Linked DNA regions of Homo sapiens: regions 1, 2, 3, 4 and 5 are each linked to region 6. The links are chromatin contacts, found by Hi-C or POLR2A ChIA-PET in ENCODE. All regions are on one chromosome and are shown on one strand. The core of a region is the stretch at or near the end of the contact, and the rest is flanking DNA. Distances in the headings are between cores, read along the strand shown.

What was found. Hi-C counts contacts between places; a loop is a spot of excess contacts on that map. ChIA-PET counts read pairs that join two places held with the same protein, here RNA polymerase II (POLR2A). Pooled maps may share reads with other maps.
Region 1: a loop to region 6 is called in a pooled map, with 3 times the contacts of the local background. The contact joins the promoter of SYT12 here to the promoter of TOP6BL in region 6. A Hi-C loop is called at or near these places in 5 of 50 pooled maps. POLR2A ChIA-PET finds 5 or more read pairs at or near these places in 2 of 52 experiments (CD4-positive, alpha-beta T cell and RWPE1).
Region 2: a loop to region 6 is called in a pooled map, with 7 times the contacts of the local background. The contact joins the promoter of B4GAT1-DT here to the promoter of TOP6BL in region 6. A Hi-C loop is called at or near these places in 1 of 37 single-sample maps with no recorded cell type and 7 of 50 pooled maps. POLR2A ChIA-PET finds 5 or more read pairs at or near these places in 1 of 52 experiments (WTC11).
Region 3: a pooled map shows a loop between it and region 6 (5-fold over the local background). The contact joins the promoter of NPAS4 here to the promoter of TOP6BL in region 6. A Hi-C loop is called at or near these places in 11 of 50 pooled maps. POLR2A ChIA-PET finds 5 or more read pairs at or near these places in 4 of 52 experiments (AG04449, Caco-2, GM12878 and 1 more).
Region 4: a pooled map shows a loop between it and region 6 (8-fold over the local background). The contact joins the promoter of SLC29A2 here to the promoter of TOP6BL in region 6. A Hi-C loop is called at or near these places in 6 of 50 pooled maps. POLR2A ChIA-PET finds 5 or more read pairs at or near these places in 4 of 52 experiments (A673, GM10248, Panc1 and 1 more).
Region 5: a loop to region 6 is called in a pooled map, with 7 times the contacts of the local background. The contact joins the enhancer-like site here to the promoter of TOP6BL in region 6. A Hi-C loop is called at or near these places in 6 of 50 pooled maps. POLR2A ChIA-PET finds 5 or more read pairs at or near these places in 5 of 52 experiments (A549, OCI-LY7, Panc1 and 2 more).

What each region holds. Positions count from the first base shown.
Region 1 is chr11:67,021,884-67,024,820 of GRCh38, forward strand. It overlaps SYT12 (synaptotagmin 12), which reads left to right and starts at 1,251. Exons shown (of 8, transcript NM_177963.4): 1 at 1,251-1,577. RefSeq lists enhancers at 1-740, 1,682-2,182, 1,911-2,010, 2,183-2,683.
Region 2 is chr11:66,346,675-66,349,515 of GRCh38, forward strand. B4GAT1-DT (B4GAT1 divergent transcript) reads left to right here and starts at 1,317. Exons shown (of 2, transcript NR_135761.1): 1 at 1,317-1,396. B4GAT1 (beta-1,4-glucuronyltransferase 1) reads right to left here and starts at 955. Exons shown (of 2, transcript NM_006876.3): 1 at 1-955. The coding sequence starts at 871. It overlaps TRS-GCT3-1 (tRNA-Ser (anticodon GCT) 3-1), which reads left to right and starts at 1,446; the gene lies at 1,446-1,527. RefSeq lists a silencer at 999-1,588 and an enhancer at 1,615-2,115.
Region 3 is chr11:66,419,694-66,422,393 of GRCh38, forward strand. NPAS4 (neuronal PAS domain protein 4) reads left to right here and starts at 1,342. Exons shown (of 8, transcript NM_178864.4): 1 at 1,342-1,661; 2 at 2,427-2,578. The coding sequence starts at 1,487. RefSeq lists an enhancer at 1,388-1,984 and silencers at 1,917-2,231, 1,925-2,219.
Region 4 is chr11:66,370,351-66,373,306 of GRCh38, forward strand. It overlaps SLC29A2 (solute carrier family 29 member 2), which reads right to left and starts at 1,410. Exons shown (of 12, transcript NM_001532.3): 1 at 1,213-1,410; 2 at 894-975. The coding sequence starts at 1,241. RefSeq lists a silencer at 1,106-1,865.
Region 5 is chr11:66,310,803-66,313,502 of GRCh38, forward strand. No RefSeq gene overlaps it. Among named protein-coding and RNA genes, the nearest start is that of CD248, 4.9 kb to the right of the region's middle. RefSeq lists a silencer at 1,399-1,648. Within about 2 kb of position 1,414, at least 39 of the 41 ENCODE cell types and tissues checked have a DNase peak (open chromatin) inside an H3K27ac peak, as active enhancers do; they include OCI-LY7 and Panc1, where a contact is called at or near this core.
Region 6 is chr11:66,743,478-66,746,201 of GRCh38, forward strand. TOP6BL (TOP6B like initiator of meiotic double strand breaks) reads left to right here and starts at 1,292. Exons shown (of 15, transcript NM_001302084.2): 1 at 1,292-1,442. It also overlaps a transcript of SPTBN2 not described here. RefSeq lists enhancers at 519-1,019, 1,511-1,620, 2,061-2,150 and silencers at 981-1,370, 1,781-1,880.

The DNA of each region.
Region 1 (2,937 bases), core at 1-2,500, 280 kb after region 6:
TGAAGACAAAAGCGCCCCCTGTGGGTGAAGGTAAGATGCAGCTCTCTTTCTTTTTTTCTTTTTCTTTTCTTTTTTTTTTTTTGAGACGGAGTCGCCGCGATCTCACTGCAAGCTCCGCCTCCTGGGTTCACGCCATTCTCTTGCCTCAGCCTCCCGAGTAGCTGGGACTACAGGCGCCCGCCACCACACCTGGCTAATTTTTTTGTATTTTTAGTAGAGACGGGGTTTCACCGTGTTAGCCAGATGCAACTCTCTTTCTAGGGCTCCCCAGCATCCTGTCTTCTAGACCAAGGATGCCCACACTGCACCAAGCCAGCACAGACCCAGCCTCCACTGAGAGGTCAGTGCCCACAGGCTGCCCTCAGCTCTAAAGGCCCAGAGTGTAGATGAGCCAGGAAGCACTGCCACCCTTGCACACTTGCTCCCCATCTGGGATCCTCGCCCCTCTTCCTCCCCCACCCCAGACCGTTGGAGAGGTCTCCCCAGGTGTCCACCCAGCCTGCTCCCCTGGTTACTGTGCCCACAACATGTGGCACCTTCCCCCGCACCCAGCCCCTCCCAGTGCAAGCCGTGCCTCACTGCCAGACTGCGCGGGCAGGGAGGGACCTGTCCCCTGTTCCCGGAAGATGGAAGATCGCCCACACCTGGCACTGTGCCCAGCCCCTGCGGGGGCGTCATAAATATCTCCTGAATGATTCATTCATTCCTTTGGGAGAGAAAGCACGACCCCTTAGTGGTTAAAGGTATGGAGTTTGAAGTCACACAGACCTGGGTTCAATTCTGGCTCTGACCTTTGGCTCTGTGACCTTGGTCACCTCTCTGAGCCTGTTTCTTCATGTAAAAAATGGAGTCACCACGACCAGATTAGGCCACGGTGAGGACTGAGATGATGTTGTAAGGCACCAGCACAGAGCTGACCTACAGCTCAATCGTGGTGGGAGGGAGTAATTATCCATTCAGAAAAGGGGAAACTTTCCGCTGCGCCTCCTGTCGCTGTTTTCCTTGGCTCCCGGAGGTGCGCAGTATCGGGTCCGTTTTTAAGGTAAAGAAACTGAGGCCTAGAAAGAGAACAGGATAACCCAGGGCGCGGAGGCTGGGGCTAGAACCCAGGCCGGCTGGCTCTGAGTCCAGTGCTTGGCCTGCCTCTCAGAGGCCTGTGGGCACGTCCCCACCCACCCCTGTCCCCAGGCGTGGGAGCGAGGGGTTGGGCTTGGCCTCAGGGCGTCCCTGGATCCCGGACGCGCTTGGGGATCTCCGGCTCGGACCCCAGGAGCAGAGACAGCGCTCGAGCTTGTCACTTTAAATTCAAGAGGGAGCGGGCGGGCAAGCGGGCGAGCGCGAGGGAGCGCGCGGCGGGCTCCTGGGAGCGTGCCCGGACTGCGGCGCAGCTCCGGTCCGCCGCCCCGGCCCGGCCGAGCCCCCGGCCCGCGCCGCGCTCCTCGGAGGCGGGAGCCCGGCGACACTGCAGGGGTGGCGTTGCCGCCGGCGGCCGGGCTAGGCGCAGGTGCGTGCGCGCTGCGGGAGGCGGGCCGGCAGCTGGAGCCCAGCCGGAGCGGCGGCCCCTCCGCGGAGCCCGGGTGAGTACGCACCCCGCCGACCCCCGTGCGCGGCCGGGATCGCACCCTGATCGCGGACGCACGCAGCCCCCTCCTCGGGCCCTGGGCCCGGGACCCCAGAGCCCCGCGCACTCCGCGCTCCTGCACCTCCGCGCCGCGCTTGCACACGAACGAATGCCGGGCACCGCGCACGCTGGGCGCCCTTACCCGGCCCGGCCACTCCGCGCAGTGCGCATCGCATCGCACGCCCCGCATGTGCACACACGCGGCTCACCCGGCCATTTACACGCCTCCCCGCGCCCACGCTGCACACACGCCCCTCACTTTCGCATTCAGCGCCCTGACTGTCCTCACTGTCCCTGCTCTGGCTTCGCACCCCCTCCCGACACTCCGGTCCCCATACACCCTGGAGGTTCCCGAGGCAGGAGCGCTGGGTCTGCAGGAACCGTCCCAATCTGGAGGGGAACGTTGCACCCCAGCCCGAGGAGGCCCTGGCCGTGTGAAGAGCCAGATATGACCCTCAGCCGCCGGTGGCACCAGCCTGAGTGGGGGGCTTTCCAGAGCTTAGGAGAGGGGTATGGCGGGGCAGGGGAGGAAGCTTGCCCAGACTCAGGGCCTCAAGGCTGTAGATTTGGGCTGAAGTTGGGGGAGGGAGGTGGGGGGCCGGGAGCCTGGCCTGTGGGTGGAAGGCCCTGAGCTGGCCATCCTGGGAGCTCTCTTCCAGGGGCTGCAGAGAGACTGTGTGCACCCTCCTCCATTCCCAAAAGCCTGGGAAAGCTGCACCATGGAATGTCAGCTCCTTCTCCCCGTCAGGGGATGACAGTTTTAGAGAGCAGCAGCAATAGTGCTTCCTATTAGAAATGGGGAAATTGAGGCTCAGAGAGGGCAGGAGACCCACCGAAGTTACCACAGCCAGTGTGAAGAAGGGTTAGGACAAGTCCCCAAGCCCCCAGCCTCCCTACTCTGAAGTCTGAAAGCTTTCCTAAGCAGCTCTGCAGAGTGGGGGCTCCCAGCCTGGGTTTCAAACCCGGACTCTGCCACTTGTCAGCTCTGGTGACTGACTGACAAATAAAACACATCTGTAGGCTGGCAGCGCTGCCCACACTGCACCTCAGTTTCCTCTCCAGTACAAGGAGCAGGGTAGCAGCCCCCTCAGAGGGCTGCGGTGCTGAGATAACACAGGGCAAGTCACACAGTAGGTGCCCAATAAATGCCAGCCAGCACCTCCCAGCCAGTCTGTCCTGCGGTTTCTGTGGGCTGTTTGGGGGATGGCAGCAGGATGTGGTTATCTCAGAAAGCGGAGGAGGGGTACTTGAAAAGGTTTCAACCTAAAGATCCTGAAGAGGCTCACAGGTTGAAGGATGAGGCTCTCCTGGGCCCA
Region 2 (2,841 bases), core at 67-2,566, 400 kb before region 6:
ACCCATAATAGAAGGGCCGCACCTCGCCAACCTGGTAGAGCTGCACCAGCTCGTTTTTGTTCATGGGCATGCGGCGGGCTCTTCGGATTTCGAAGGCAGGCACCACCAGCGCGGTGCCTCCCCACTGGTTGCTCTGATCCAGCATTTCCCGCAGGCCTCTCCACAGCCCCTCGCTGGGCACCATGTCCACATCGATCACCAGGGCATAGTTGGCCCCCTCACGAGCCAGATTCCTCAGCAGGTTATTGGGGTAGGAGACATTGGTGCCCAGCGCATAATTAATCCCGGGCTGGGCCACCCTGGCTAGCTTGTCAAAGACCTCCTGGCAGGACCGCAGCAGGGCAAACTCCCCCGGCTCCCGGGGGTCGGGCACGGCTGCCTCGTAACGCGAGGGGCACACGAGGTGCATGGCGACCCTGGCGCGCATGTCGGGGCAGTGGCTGCTCAGCGCGTAGGCCAGCACCGTGGCCAGCTGCGCCTCCTCCTTGGTGGCCGCGAACACCGACACGGACAGCGGGCCCTCCCAGCGCTCCAGCAGACCCGACAGGTGCAGCAGGTTGTCCACGCTGGCGTGCGTGGCCAGGATCACATCGTTGGGGTCCATGGTGGTCTTCAGCAGGCCCCTGTAGACGCGGTAATCGCCGCTAGCGTCCAGGACGCCTCCAGAGGCCAGCGCGGTGCGGAGCTGCGCCTTGACCTGGTCCACGGACCGTGGGGACGGGGGAAAGAACTCAAAATATTGGTCTTGCTCCTCCTGCCCGTGCAGTCCGGACAGCAGCGACAGGTAGAGCAGCTGCAGCATCGCCACCAGCATGAGCGCGGCCAGCAGCAGCTGGTAGAAGGCGCACCGGATGGCGTAGGACATCTGCATGGCTCTCGGGGCTCGGGGCGCGCAGCAACGACCACCCGGCCACAGACTACGCCAGCGGCCGCAAGCCCGGATTTACCGCAGCCTGCCGAGCGCAGCCGAGGCGAGCCGAGGCCAGCCGAGCCCCGAGCGCCGCCCCGCCCGCCGCCCGCCGCCCGCCGCCCGCCGCCCGCCACCGCCCCCAGCCCCCGGCGCGCCGGCTCGCCCCCTACGAGGGAGGAGGAGCCACGGCCCCGCCGCTCGGCCGCGCGCCGTGCAGACGCCCGCCCGCCCGGGCCCCGCCGGCTTCCCGGGACGCACTCCTCTCCCTCCCCGCCGGCGCGCGCACCCTGGACCGGGCGCGCCCTGAACGCGCGGCGCGCTCGGCCGGACTCGGAGGGAAACCGCGGCAGAGCTCGGCTGCAGCGTGGTAAAGGATGGCGCGGGCTCAGCAGAAAGGAAATCAAAACGCTCCCTTCCTTCCGCGGCTTCTTCTTTCCCTGTGTCCGAAGAGGTCTGCGTTGCGACTTACGTGGTAGTGCTTGGAAGGTGCGGAGTAGATGAGAGATAAGTGAATGTGGACAAACCTGTCACGTAGGACGAGGTGGCCGAGTGGTTAAGGCGATGGACTGCTAATCCATTGTGCTTTGCACGCGTGGGTTCGAATCCCATCCTCGTCGGCCCTGTTTTATAGAGGTTGGGGGGGAAGCATCTACATTTTCACATCCTGCCTATTTGGAGCAGCAAGCTGGAGGTGCGAGGGGTGAGGCATCTAAATTTTCACATCCTGCCTGTGGAGCAGCAAGCTGAAGAAAACTGAACTGGGGGTGAGAGTGGAATTCGATCCCAAGTCTCTCTGGTCTTTATCCACCACGCATCTCCTGCCTGCTCCTACTTCAGGTGTCTGTAGCTCTGGGCAGAGGCCAAAGGTGTTTTCTTTCCTTCTAGAAAGAGGGCCCAGGGGTTGGTGGCACGGAAAAGACTAGAACCGGGATTCTGGCCAGTGTGAAGTTGGGGGCCAACGTATGATCTGCAGGAATCAGGGAAGCCCCCCATTGGAGGCATCGCCCTCCCCGTCCGAAGTAGTGGTACTTGTCCTACTCTCCAGCACTTCTCCTAGGGCGGAGACCTTGTGTCCACATGCCCTGCTCCCCAACACACACAATCTCTTTTTTTTTTTTTTTTTTTTTTTTTGAGGCGGATTCTCGCTCTGTCGCCCAGGCTGGAGCGCAGTGGCGCGATCTCGGCTCACTGCAACCTCTGCCTTCCAGGTTCAAGCGATTCTCCTGCCTCAGCCCCGAGTAGCTGGGACTACTAGCGCATGCAGCACGCCCGGCTAATTTTTTGTATTTTTAGCAGAGACGGAGTTTCACCGTGTTAGCCAGGATGGTCTCGGATCTCCTGACCTCCTGATCCGCCCACCTCGGCCTCCCAAAGTGCTGGGATTACAGGTGTGAGCCACCGCGCCCGGCCGCACACAAACTCTTAAGCAGAAGGCTTTGAACATTCCAATATCAGGCCACTATACTCTTAATAAGTATTTGTGGATTAATTCATCTGTGGACTCTTTAGAACAGGAGAGGCCGTGGGAAGGGCAGACACTGCCACTGCTAAATCAATTACCGTATATTACTCAACTTTTTAGGCTGAGCCAGGGAGGCCCCTATAGGGCAGAGTGCTCTGAATCTTGGGATGTCAGGACAGACTGGGCAGGGCTTCAAATAAGGATAAAGTGTTTGTCCCACTATTCCACAGGCAGTAGGGTGCCAAGGTTGTTGAGTTGAAGAGTGATCAGAAAACCTTTATTTTGCAGCCCAGAGCAAAAACACACACTGAGTACCTGGTCTCTGCCAGGAACTGTGTTAGGCACGAGGGATGGGCCTTGGAGGAGACACAGGTATTGTCCTTGAGAGTTTCCACTGGTGACCTTGGCTGTAAAGAGGAGAAAAGTAAGTGCAGATCCTTTCAGCACAGGCCTTATAGACTGGAGGCTC
Region 3 (2,700 bases), core at 92-2,591, 320 kb before region 6:
GTGTGGGGGGGTGGGGATAGGGCAAAGGTGACAGGATATGAAAAGGATAGAAAAGGATATGAAAGGACAGAAAAAGAAACGAAGGTGGAAAGTGGAGAGCTGAAGGTGGAGAGGCAGAGCCAGGAGCCTTAGAGGCGCAAATGTGGAGAGGGGTGGAGGGAACCTGGCAAAAATACAGGGTCCCTGGTAGGTGCAGGGGTCATGGAGGGTCCGGCGCTGCCCCTTCGCTTCTCAGCTGCTCCCCCATCTTGCCCGCCTAGGCAGGGCGGGGAGCCCTCCGGAGCGGTGCGGAGGCAGCCAGGCCCCGCCCGCCGCAGCCGCGGCAGCCGCCGGAGGATTCCTGTCCTAATATGGAGCTGGGATTCCCCCGGCCCCGCCCCCGCCCCCGGCCCGCGGGGAGACAGAGGCTGGCAGCAGGGCGGGGGGAAGCGCTCGCTTGGGGGCCGGCAACGGGGGGAAGGGATGCCTAAGTGCAGACCCAGGTCCTCGCCGTGCCCCCACGTCCCTGCCTCAGTTTCCCCTTCAGTAAGGTTAATTAGCTGAGAGGGAAACCACGAATCACTGCAGACTACAGCGCTGATGTTGGTTTCTATTCTTGGCTGTGGGAAAACAGGATCAACGCCAAATTCAGCTGGTCCCTTTCCCACCGGACTCCCTTTCCACCCATCCTCGGGACTTAGACCCCCATGAACACCCCCTGATAAGCCGCCAAGGCCCGATTTGGGAAGCGGGGGCGGGAATTTGTTCTCTAAAAATGGCCAAGGGAATCCCAGGTTAAATAGTCCCCAGAGAGGAACCCCAGCAGTGACCTGTCCCACGGAGGCCAAGGAAAGTCCTCCTTCCCTGCATGTGAACGTGACCTTGTCTGTCAAGTAACGAGGGGGATTTGTAGACAACCCTGTTCTTCCCCATTCCCTCAACTCCTCAGAAAAATTAGTGTCAGTGCCGGCCCCTCTCTGCCCTCTGCGGACTCCTGCCGCGGGCTTCAGGCCGCCCTAAACCTGGCCCTGTCGCTTCCCTCAACTGAACGCATTCAGACGCCAGGGTCCCCACACTCCATTCAAGCTTTCCTAACGCAGCGCCTTCCTCTCCGCTCAGCTCCCGCCAGGCTTGGCCCCCTCCGCAGCCTCCTGCTCCCCCCTCGCCCGCCTCCCTCCCTCTCTCATTCTACGTCATGAGATGACGTCGGAAGCCGGGCGGGAGGAGGAGCCCCCCTCCCCAGTCAGCGGCTCCCGCTGCAGCTTGCTTAGCCCAGCCTCCCGCTCTCCCGCCCCCCCGGCTCTAAAACGAGCCCCCCACGCCTGGCAGGAGCTATATAAGGCGGCGTGAGGCAGGCGAGGGGGGCAGCGCAGCCGAGCGGAGCCCAGGAGAGCAGAGAGCGAGCCTGAGCGAGAGACGGGGAAGCACGGAGGAGGAAGCCGCCGGTGCGTCGGGACGGGAGCGCAGGTGCTCGGGCACCCGAGCTGGAGCTCCGCAGCCGCCGGTCATGTACCGCTCCACCAAGGGCGCCTCCAAGGCGCGCCGGGACCAGATCAACGCCGAGATCCGGAACCTCAAGGAGCTGCTGCCGCTGGCCGAAGCGGACAAGGTCCGGCTGTCCTACCTGCACATCATGAGCCTCGCCTGCATCTACACTCGCAAGGGCGTCTTCTTCGCTGGTGGTGAGCATGCTGGGGCTACCGCAGATCCGAGCTGCCAGGCGCCGGAGACCCTGGAGCTGAGGGAACCCGCTGGGGCTGTCGCATGTCTAGGGCAGCGTGCTGGCGAGCTGGGGAGATTCGGGACTCGGGAGATTCGGGACTTTCTACTTTTCCTCCTGAGCTCCCTCCAGACCTCACCTTAGTTCTGAATGAGAGTTAGAGAGCCTGGACGGTGTCCCTAACACCAGATTATGAGAGGATAAGAGCCAGGACAGAGCGGCCTCGGTGCCCGCCAGTGCAGAAGCGCTCCGGGAGCCGGGGAGGGAAGCCCGGGAAGTTGCAGGGATGGAGCTGCCTGAGCCTAGGGGAACATAGCTACTGTCCGCGGTGCTGAAAGGGATCTCCTGTCGCCTTCGGGGCGCTGCCCATGGTGCTGACGGCTGCGCCGGCCGTGTATGGCTCTGTCCATGGTTCTGAACCCACAGTCGGCTTCGGAGCTCTGTCCGCGGTTCTGAAATTCAGAGCCGCTTTGGAGCTCTGTCCGCGGTTCTGAAATTAAGAGCCGAGAGGAGCCGACCCCGCTTTAGAAGTCGAGGGCTTGTGGGCTATGGAGATACAGCAACAGGTTCCCTGGCCAAGAGCTGCGGGCAGCGGGTCAACAGGTGTTTGCAGAGGCAGGTCCATGAGAAATTCCTCTGGATTCTCTGAAACTCAGACCATGCCTTCCTCACTTCTTCTCTGCCTCCCAGTCTTACTCCTGACGCACTACGTCTTCTCGCCCTACAGGCACTCCTCTGGCGGGCCCCACGGGGCTTCTCTCAGCTCAAGAGCTTGAGGACATCGTAGCGGCACTACCCGGCTTTCTGCTTGTGTTCACAGCCGAGGGGAAATTGCTCTACCTGTCTGAGAGTGTGAGCGAGCATCTGGGCCACTCCATGGTGAGTGCTAAGGGTCCTTTCAGCTGAGGCTGGGCATGGAGTGGGTGCCGTGAGCCTTCCACTCCTGAGGAACTGGGAATTACTATGGAGGGAGAGGTTATACCCTACAAGATACTGTAGAT
Region 4 (2,956 bases), core at 160-2,659, 370 kb before region 6:
TCAAGCCCAGGGGCTGATTCATCTCTGGGTTTCCAGGGCCCAGCACAGAGCCAGTACCCAAGAAGCATTTGCAAAGTTGTTGCAGTGAATACAGATGAATAACCCGGTCCCAAAGACAATGCAAACCCCACATTTCTGCCTTCCCTGAAGAGCCTCCCTGCTGTTTCCTCCTGTGTCCCCAGTGCCTGCTCCACAGTAGATGCACATTAAAAGTTTGTTGAATGAGGCTGGGCACGGTGGCTCACGCCTGTAATCCCAGCACTTTGGGAGGCCGAGGCGGGAGGATCACGAGGTCAGGAGATCGAGACCATCCTGGCTAACACGGTGAAACCCCGTCTCTACTAAAAATACAAAAAAAAATAGCCGCGCGTGGCGGCGGGCGCCTGTAGTCCCAGCTACTCGGGAGGGTGAGGCAGGAGAATGGCGTGAACCCGGGAGGCGGAGCTTGCAGTGAGCCGAGATGGCGCCACTGCACTCCAGCCTGGGCGAAAGAGCCAGACTCTGTCTCAAAAAAAAAAAAAAAAAAAAAGTTTGTTGAATGAATGAGTGAATGAATGAAATTCATGGTATTTCAAAGAAAATCAAACGTTCGATAACCGACTTTTGGGGTGACTGACTCAGGAATAACGACACACAGAGAGGGGTGGCAGCGCCTTTGCTCATTCCAGACCCTGTGGGCTGGTGGCCTTGCCCCTCTGAGATGTGGGCATTGCTGAAGTTCTACTTTCCTAGCCACGGGGGAAGCATTCCCCTCTCCGAGCTTCAGCCCATAATGAGCTCAACGAGGGGTCACAGGTGCGCGGTGAGGAAGCGCCCGCTAAGCTTCATCCAAAGGGCTGGAGGGAGGGGTGCTGGCTGTGGCCACGAGGCTGCCACGCCGCCAGGAGTCTCACCGGGATGGCGGTGATGAAGAAGTTCCAGGGAAGGAGGGTGCCCAGCCCCAGGATGAAGAAGCTGATCCCGACCAGGTGGTAGCTGTGGGGATCGGTGGGAAGGTCACCCCGAGGACGCACCCGCCTCCGCAGGCCCTCCCGCCTCCCAGGCCACCCCCTCCGGAGCGGACTACAACCCCGATCACCCCGGTTCCGGCGGCCGAGGGAGTCGGCTGATGGGAATTGTAGTTCGATCCGGTCTTCTCTGAGCCTCGGAGCGCCTTCAGGGAGCGGGTCTGCAACGCCCCCGGCCACTTGCAACGCACCCGGGCCCACTCACCTGTCCCGCGGGGCGTCTCCTCGCGCCATGGCCGCCGCGGCGGATGCGCCTGGGGTGAAAGGGGCAGAGAAGCCGCACCTGCACCTGCGCTGGGGCGGAGGGCCGCAGACCGGTGGGGCGGGGGGCGGGTCTCCCCAGATTCCGGTGCAGGGCGGCTGGAGTCGCACAGGTAGCCTCGGGCGGATTTCGGCGTGTCTCGCGCTCCGCAGGCTGGGACCTGGGCTCCGCCCCGAGGCGGGGACAGAGGGTCGCGCCACCCGTCTCTCCTTCCCCCACCCGCCTCAGGGACTCGACTCTGGCTCGGGCCCCGCCCCACCTAGGGGCCTGCGGAACCCGCCCGCTCCCCGCACAGCCCCTCCCCGCAGCCCCCCGTCCTCTCCGCGGGGGCGGGTCCCGGATCCCTGCGGCGGAGGGGAAGGCGGGGGTAGGGACGAGGTGTAACCTCACCTCCACCCCCCGCCGAGAGCTCTGTAGGGGCAGCACTGGTGCGGGGCTCTTCCCGCTTCGTCAGCTCCGAGGTGATGCCAGAGCCGCTCCTGCGACCCCTAAAGCTGGAACCCACCGGGGCGCCCCCTAACTAGGGAGCCGCTGCGGAGTCCCCGCCCAGAGCGTAACCCGAGCCGGGCCCGGGCGGGGGAACCAGAGCTGCCACAGGTCGCCCGCGATCCTGGCGGGCTTCGCCGCGCTGGGTCCCCGGGAGTGCCTGGAAAAAAACAGCATTACTTTCAACTCCCTACTCTTTTTCTGTTAAAAAAAAAAATTTGAAAAGACTATAAATCATTAATTTGCTCCTACTCTCATAATCTACGAATAGGTGTGGGTTCTCTGCAATCCCCGGGCGTATCGGGGACGCTGGAGAAGTGAGAGGCTCCAAAACACAAACTAGTTTTTTTGAGACTGAGTGTCGCTCTGTCGCCCAGGCGGAAGTGCAGTGGCGTGATCTTGGCTCACTGCAACCTCCCCCTCCCAGGCAGGTTCAAGCGATTCTGGTGCCTCAGCCTCAGGAGTAGCTGGGACTACAGGCGCATGCCACCACGTCCGGTTAATTTTTGTATTTTTAGTAGAAACGGGGCTTCACCAGCTCTACTGAAGAGGTGGCCAGTCTAGTCTCGAACTCATCTTTTGACCAGGCTGGTCTCGAACTCTTGACCTCAGGTGATCCGCCCGCATCGGCCTCCCAAAATGTTGCTATTACAGGCGTGAGCCACCACGCCCGGCCACAAACTATTTTCTTAAGCAATGACATTTTATAGCCATTCCCAGGTTGCTTATGTTTTTCCTCCAGCCGACTGAGAGTCTGTAGGGGCAGAGGCTGTGCTTATCTGGTCCATTGGTTTACTGGCAGCATCTAGCGCCGTTGAGTGATAAATGGGTGGTTGCAGTAAAATGCAGGTGATTTTAGGGAGAACAGAGACAGCATTAAATTACACCGAAAGAGAAAGTTATTCTTCCCATTTTCTTTCAAGCCTCTGAATATGTCAAGGGTGTTAACAGGTTGCTAACACTTCTTAATCTGCCTTCCCATCCCTTCCCCTCAGTTAGCCTCAGAGGGTCTGCTGACAATTTTATCAAAAGTTATTAACTTGTATTTTTCTTATATTTATTTTTATAGCAACTTTATTTTCAGGGCTACTCATACTGGTTTCCTATTTATGATTATGATATCAACTTTTCTTTGAAAAATCAATTTATTTATGGAAAATGAGTTATTTAAAGAAAAGCGAGGCCGCTGGTGCAGCACAGC
Region 5 (2,700 bases), core at 164-2,663, 430 kb before region 6:
TCATGCCTGTAATCCCAGCACTTCGGGAGGCTGAGGTGGGTGGATCACCTGAGGCGAAGAGTTCGAAACCAGCCTGACCAACATAGTGAAACCCCGTCTGTATTAAAAATACAAAAATTAGCCGGGCGTGGTTGTGGGTGCCTGTAATCCCAGCTACTTGGGAGGCTGCGGCAGGAGAATCGCTTGAACCTGGGAGGCGGAGGTTGCAGTGAGCCGAGATGGCGCTATTGCACTCCAGCCTGAGCAACAAGAGAGAAACTCCGTCTCGAAAAAACAAAAACAAAAACAAAAAACAAAAACAAAAACAAAACAGAAGTGCTTCAAGCATTCACTATTATTATCGTCAGTATTTAGCGCTAAACCCTATTTACATTTGTAATGGCTAGTGCACGAGCATTGGAACCTGGTCTGGAAAGTATCCCTCTCCCCAGGCCTGATTTGCCCGGAGGTGGGTAAGGGCAAGGTTGGCAGCTAAGGCAGGAAGCAAAGGGCCCAACTGGAGCTCAGTGGTGTCAACTCCCTTCCTCCTCAAGGGTTGCTCCCTGTCTGTCCCACTAATGTTTGAAAAATATTTTACTGGGTTCCTAGCCCTGAACTTCAGCGTCTCCTGCCCTCCAGGCTGTTATTTTCAGAGGTAGAGATGAGAGCTGAGATAGGGTCTCCCTTGAGACACTGTCCCTAAAAACTACGACCTTCAGCTCCTAATTGAGGGCTTCCCCGCCCAAACCCACCCCTTCGCAACACAGCCCCCAGGGAAGGTGTCTAGCCTTTGGAGCACTAGGTGGGGGCGGGGGAAACCTGGTCCTAGGAATTCTAGGCCGCCAGATGAGAGGCGATGCTTTCGCCCTCCAGGCGAAAGGATTTGTCGGGGAGAGACAGCAAGAGTTCGACCAGCCAGCCACTTTAGAGATTGTCAGGGGCGCTCAGCTCATAGGGTGGCTCGAGGGCCAGTGCGAAGCTCCCTTAGGGACGAATTTCCACATACGACGAAAGGCATCTGCGAAAGGATGGGCTGTCCCGTGGGGGGAGTCGGCAGATATTTAAGTAACACTAACATTTAACGAATTAAGCAGCTATTTCTATTTACTGAGCAATTAGTACGCTTTGAGAGAGAGGCCCTACCGAGGCCTCGCGGTGGCTGTAAGTCCGTGGGGCCGAGGCCAGGTGGCGCCAAAGGCCCATCGACGCCATCTGCCCGGCTGTCCGGGCCCAGTCTCCGGGCTCGCCCAGAGAACCCGAAATCTGGACAAACGGAAACCGTAGGTGGAGGAAGAAGAGGGCTCCAGGGCCAGGTTCAAGGGCATCGTGGTGAGAGATGAGGGGTTCGGAGGACTGGTGGATCTGGGCATATCGCGAAGGTGGTAAGGGACCCAGGGGTGGAGTGGGCGGTGCTTGCGCCAAGAGGGTGAGCCTGAGTGTGGGCGGGGCGTGCGATAAGAGGCTCGCTCGGTAGCGCTCTTCGCAGAGCCGTATTTGTGCGCTACGCCGCAGCCAGGGCGCTCTGGGTGGGCGGGACTCCAGGGCCCCCAGGGGCGTGGCTTGCATCTTTCGTGGGCGGCCCCGGGGGCGGGGCTCCGTGTAGGTGAACCGCTACCTCCGCTCGATGTGTGAGGTGTGACAGTCCTACGAGGGCGCAGTTCTTCCACTTTTGTGAGCTTGAGAGGGGGCGGAGCTTGTAGCTGGGGACGGAGCCTGAAGAGGAGGTTGAGGGGAACTTCACACGTTTCCCTGGAGGGCGGAGTTTACATCATCCCCCAACAGAGTTAAGACCTCTGAGGGATTCCCTGCAGTGTCCAGGGCTCTGTGAGGCGAAGCTTGCAGTTGTGTTGGGCGGGGCCTGTAGCGCCGCGTGAAGAGAATGTGTAAACTCGGGGCGAAGTTCATACCTCCTAGAAGCCGAGACTAATAGTTCCGCCAATCTGCGCGCGCCGAGCGGAGGAGGTGGGGCTTGTAGGTTGTGGGCGGGGGACTGGGCGGGGCCAAGAGGGCAGGGGGCGGGCACAATCGCTGCTGGAATCTTTGAGTTGGCAGGGGCGGGGCTTGTGGCTTTGTGGGCGGGGCCTCTGGAGAGCTCCCGGGGGCTCTCTTCTGTTCTGCAGCGAGTAGGCGTGGCTCGTAGCTCCCAGGTCCGGGCTGATACCGCTGGAGTATGCAGTTCGCCGCCGCGCCCGAATGAGGCGGGGCCTGCGAGTAAGTGGGCTGAGCCCGGGCTGGGCGCAGGCCGGGGCTCTGCCCTGGGAGGCCGTCTGTTTAGGCCCGCACGCAGCTCCGCATCTGGTGCTCATTACCAGATGACAAAGAGCCGGCTCTGGGCCCCCTTCCCCACTCCCATCCCCCGCCTCCGACTGCAGTGTATTTAACTGTTTCCTGCCCTCGAGGCGCTCTAGATCCCTACCCGAGGTCACGGAGGGGACTCCAGACCATCCCGTCTCTGCAGGCCTTGTCGCTCCCCAGGCTTCCTCACCTCCTTCCCAGACTCAGCCGTCTGGGCCGCCTCGCAACCCTCATTGGCATCCAGCAAACCTGCCCGACGGCGTCTCCGAGGTTAAAGCTGTGCAGGATCTGGCGGGGACGTCTGGTTTGAGTTAGGGGAACGTGAGAGCGGGGACCGGGGGCGGTGCGTAGCGTTCCCTCCGCCCCCTCCGCGACCCCCTGGTTCATCCCCAGCTCCGGCCCCTCCTTTCCTGGTTCCCTGGGGCC
Region 6 (2,724 bases), core at 42-2,541:
CCCACCCTTCTCCTTGGGCAACTCTTTGCCAGGCAGGAATCTCTCATCAGGGTTTTCTTTTGGCTGTCAGATCACCAGCAGTTATAGGCTTAAGCCCCTGTCACCATGCCCCTCCCGGAACCTGGCAGAGAGCAGCAGCTGGGACTCTGCAGGACCTCCTTATTCCAGCCAGGAATGCACTTGGAAAACCCCAGAGCTTCTCCTGTCAGCCAGAGCCCAGAAAAGCCAGCTCCTGGTCTTGGCACATTCAGTGCAGTCAAACGTGGAAAGGGGCCTGGATAGGGAGGGGTCGACTCCCAGGTCCCACCTTTGCGGGGGAAGCTGGTCCCCCTGGATTAGGCTGGGAGATGCTTGGGGCTGGTTGTAAGGTAAAAGACGGGGGGTCGTTTTTTCTTTTTTTGAGACAGAGTTTCGCTCTTTTTGCCCAGGTTGGAGTGCAATGACGCGATCTCGGCTCACTGCAACCTCCGCCTCCCAGGTTCAAGCAATTATCCTGCCTCAGCCTCCCGAGTAGCTGGGATTACAGGCGCCCGCCACCACGCCCGGCTAATTTTTGTATTTTCAGTAGAGACGGGGTTTCACCATGTTGGCCAGGCTGGTCTCGAACTCCTGACCTCAGGTGATCCACTCGCTTCGGCCTCCAAAAGTGCTGGGATGACGGGCGTGAGCCACTGCGCCCGGCCCAGGGCGTCGTTTTTAATTTCAGATTAGTAATTTTTTAGTATATGTCCCAAAAATTGCCGAGATATGTGTATGGTTATAAAAAAAATTCGCTGTCTATATGAAATTCAATTTTAATTGGCCGTCTTTTTCTTTGCTAAGTCTGGGACCCAGGGCTTGGCCTGGGGCAGCCCCCGCCGCAGACAAGGCTGTTGGAGGGGTCACGAACCCGCTTGGTAGCCCCGCGCCGTTACCGTCGCCCCTCCCGGCCGAGGGAAGGGTCCTGGAAAGCGCGAAGGGCGGCCAAAGCCCGGATTAGGGCCAAGGGCCGCATCTCGCCGCCACCGTGGGAAACTATCTTTGAGAGGAGGGAGGAGTCGTGGCCTGGCCTCATTCCCGCTCACCTCCAGCCTTGGCCGCCTCTCGCGGGCTCTTCCCCGCCCCGAACCTCCCACCTGCGGGCCCACTGGCACCCGCGGCGCTCAGAGGCTCTAGGTGGCTCCCGGCGGCGGTTCGCGGTCTCGGGGCCCTGCAGCGTCGAGTGCGCAGGCGCGGCGGGCAGGTGGGCGGGGCGTGCGCGGGCGCAGGCGCGCGCGCGGGAAGGGATGGGCTCGCGCTGCCGGGCGTGGGCGTGGACTCGGGCGTGGGCACTGGCGGAGTTCCAAGCCCGGGCTGAGGAGGGGGCGGCGGCGGCGGCGGCGGCGGCGGGCGGGTACCCTTCGACTGGGCGTTGCCGCTGTTCCCTGCGCGGCATGGAGGGGACGGCCGTGGCCGTGTTCGAGGTGATGCTGGGAAGGGAGAGAAAGCGGAGGACACTTTCTGAGGAGACGGGCTTTGTGAGGAGACCGCGAAGTTTGGGCAGAGGGGTCGGGCGTCGCCTAAGGTGAAGGAGGAAGGTTCGGGAATCGAGGCCCGTCTCCCACGGGGAAGCGAGGAAGTAGGAGCAGATGAGGGCTCTCGCTCGCGGGGTACTCTGTGGGGGAACGACGCCCTCTCTCCAGCCTACGGCTCAGAAAGCTGCGGCGTTTGCCGAGCACCGGCGGACACCCAGGGGCAGAGCCTGACGCAGCCTCGGAGGTGCCTGCCGGAGCCCAGCGCCTTCCATGCACCGGGTGCTGGGAGGGGGCGCGGAAAGAAGGAAAGGAATGGGGCAAGCCCTGGCGTTGCGGGGCGGGGTGGGGGGAGTCGGGGCGCCAGGACAGAGGCAAGGAGGGACCCAGTGCAGACTGGGAGCGAGGGAGAGTTTTTTTAGGCCCCGGTGCAGGTGCAGGTTTCTGGGTTCGAAGCAGCTGGACGTGGAAGGGCGAGGTTCAGAGGCCACACCTGTGCTCGGGGAGCTGCTCTGGAAGACGGCACTGAGCGCCTGGCGCCGGCCACGCCCCGTGTGCTCATTTCATTACCCACTTTCACGGCCGGTGCCCAATGGGACGTTGAGCTGCTGTTTGTGAGGGGTACTGGGCAGGTGACAGAAGCACAGGCTCTGAGGGCACCTGAGAGAGTACCCCCGGGCGTCCTGCCTGTTTGTTGTCATCAAAGAAGGCGGCGGGATTCCATTTTACAAATAACCGAACCTAGGCTAGAACCCAGGGCGCTGACTCATAGGCCAGTGTTCTTTTCCCAACTGCGCTGTCATACCGACATGAGAATATCTTTAGGGTTTGTTTGTTTGTTTGTTTGTTTGTTTGTTTTTTGAGACGGAGTCTCGCTCTTTCGCCCAGGCTGGAGTGCAGTGGCGTGATCCCGGCTCACCGCAGTCTCCGCCTCTCGGGTTCAAGGGATTCTCCTGTCTCAGCCTCCCGAGTAGCTGGGATTACAGGCGCACGCCGCTACACCTGGCTCATTTTTGTATTTGTAGTAGAGACAGGTTTTCACCATGTTGGCCAGGCTGGTCTTGAACTTCTGACCTCAAGTGATCTGCCCGCCTCCGCCTCCCAAAGTGCTGGGACCGGCGTGAGCCACCGTGCCCGGCCCGATATGGGAATATCGTAACAGAGGACGTGTGAAGGAATAGTTAGACTCTACACGTACCTGGAAACCATTCTTGTTAACTGGTACAAATGAGGA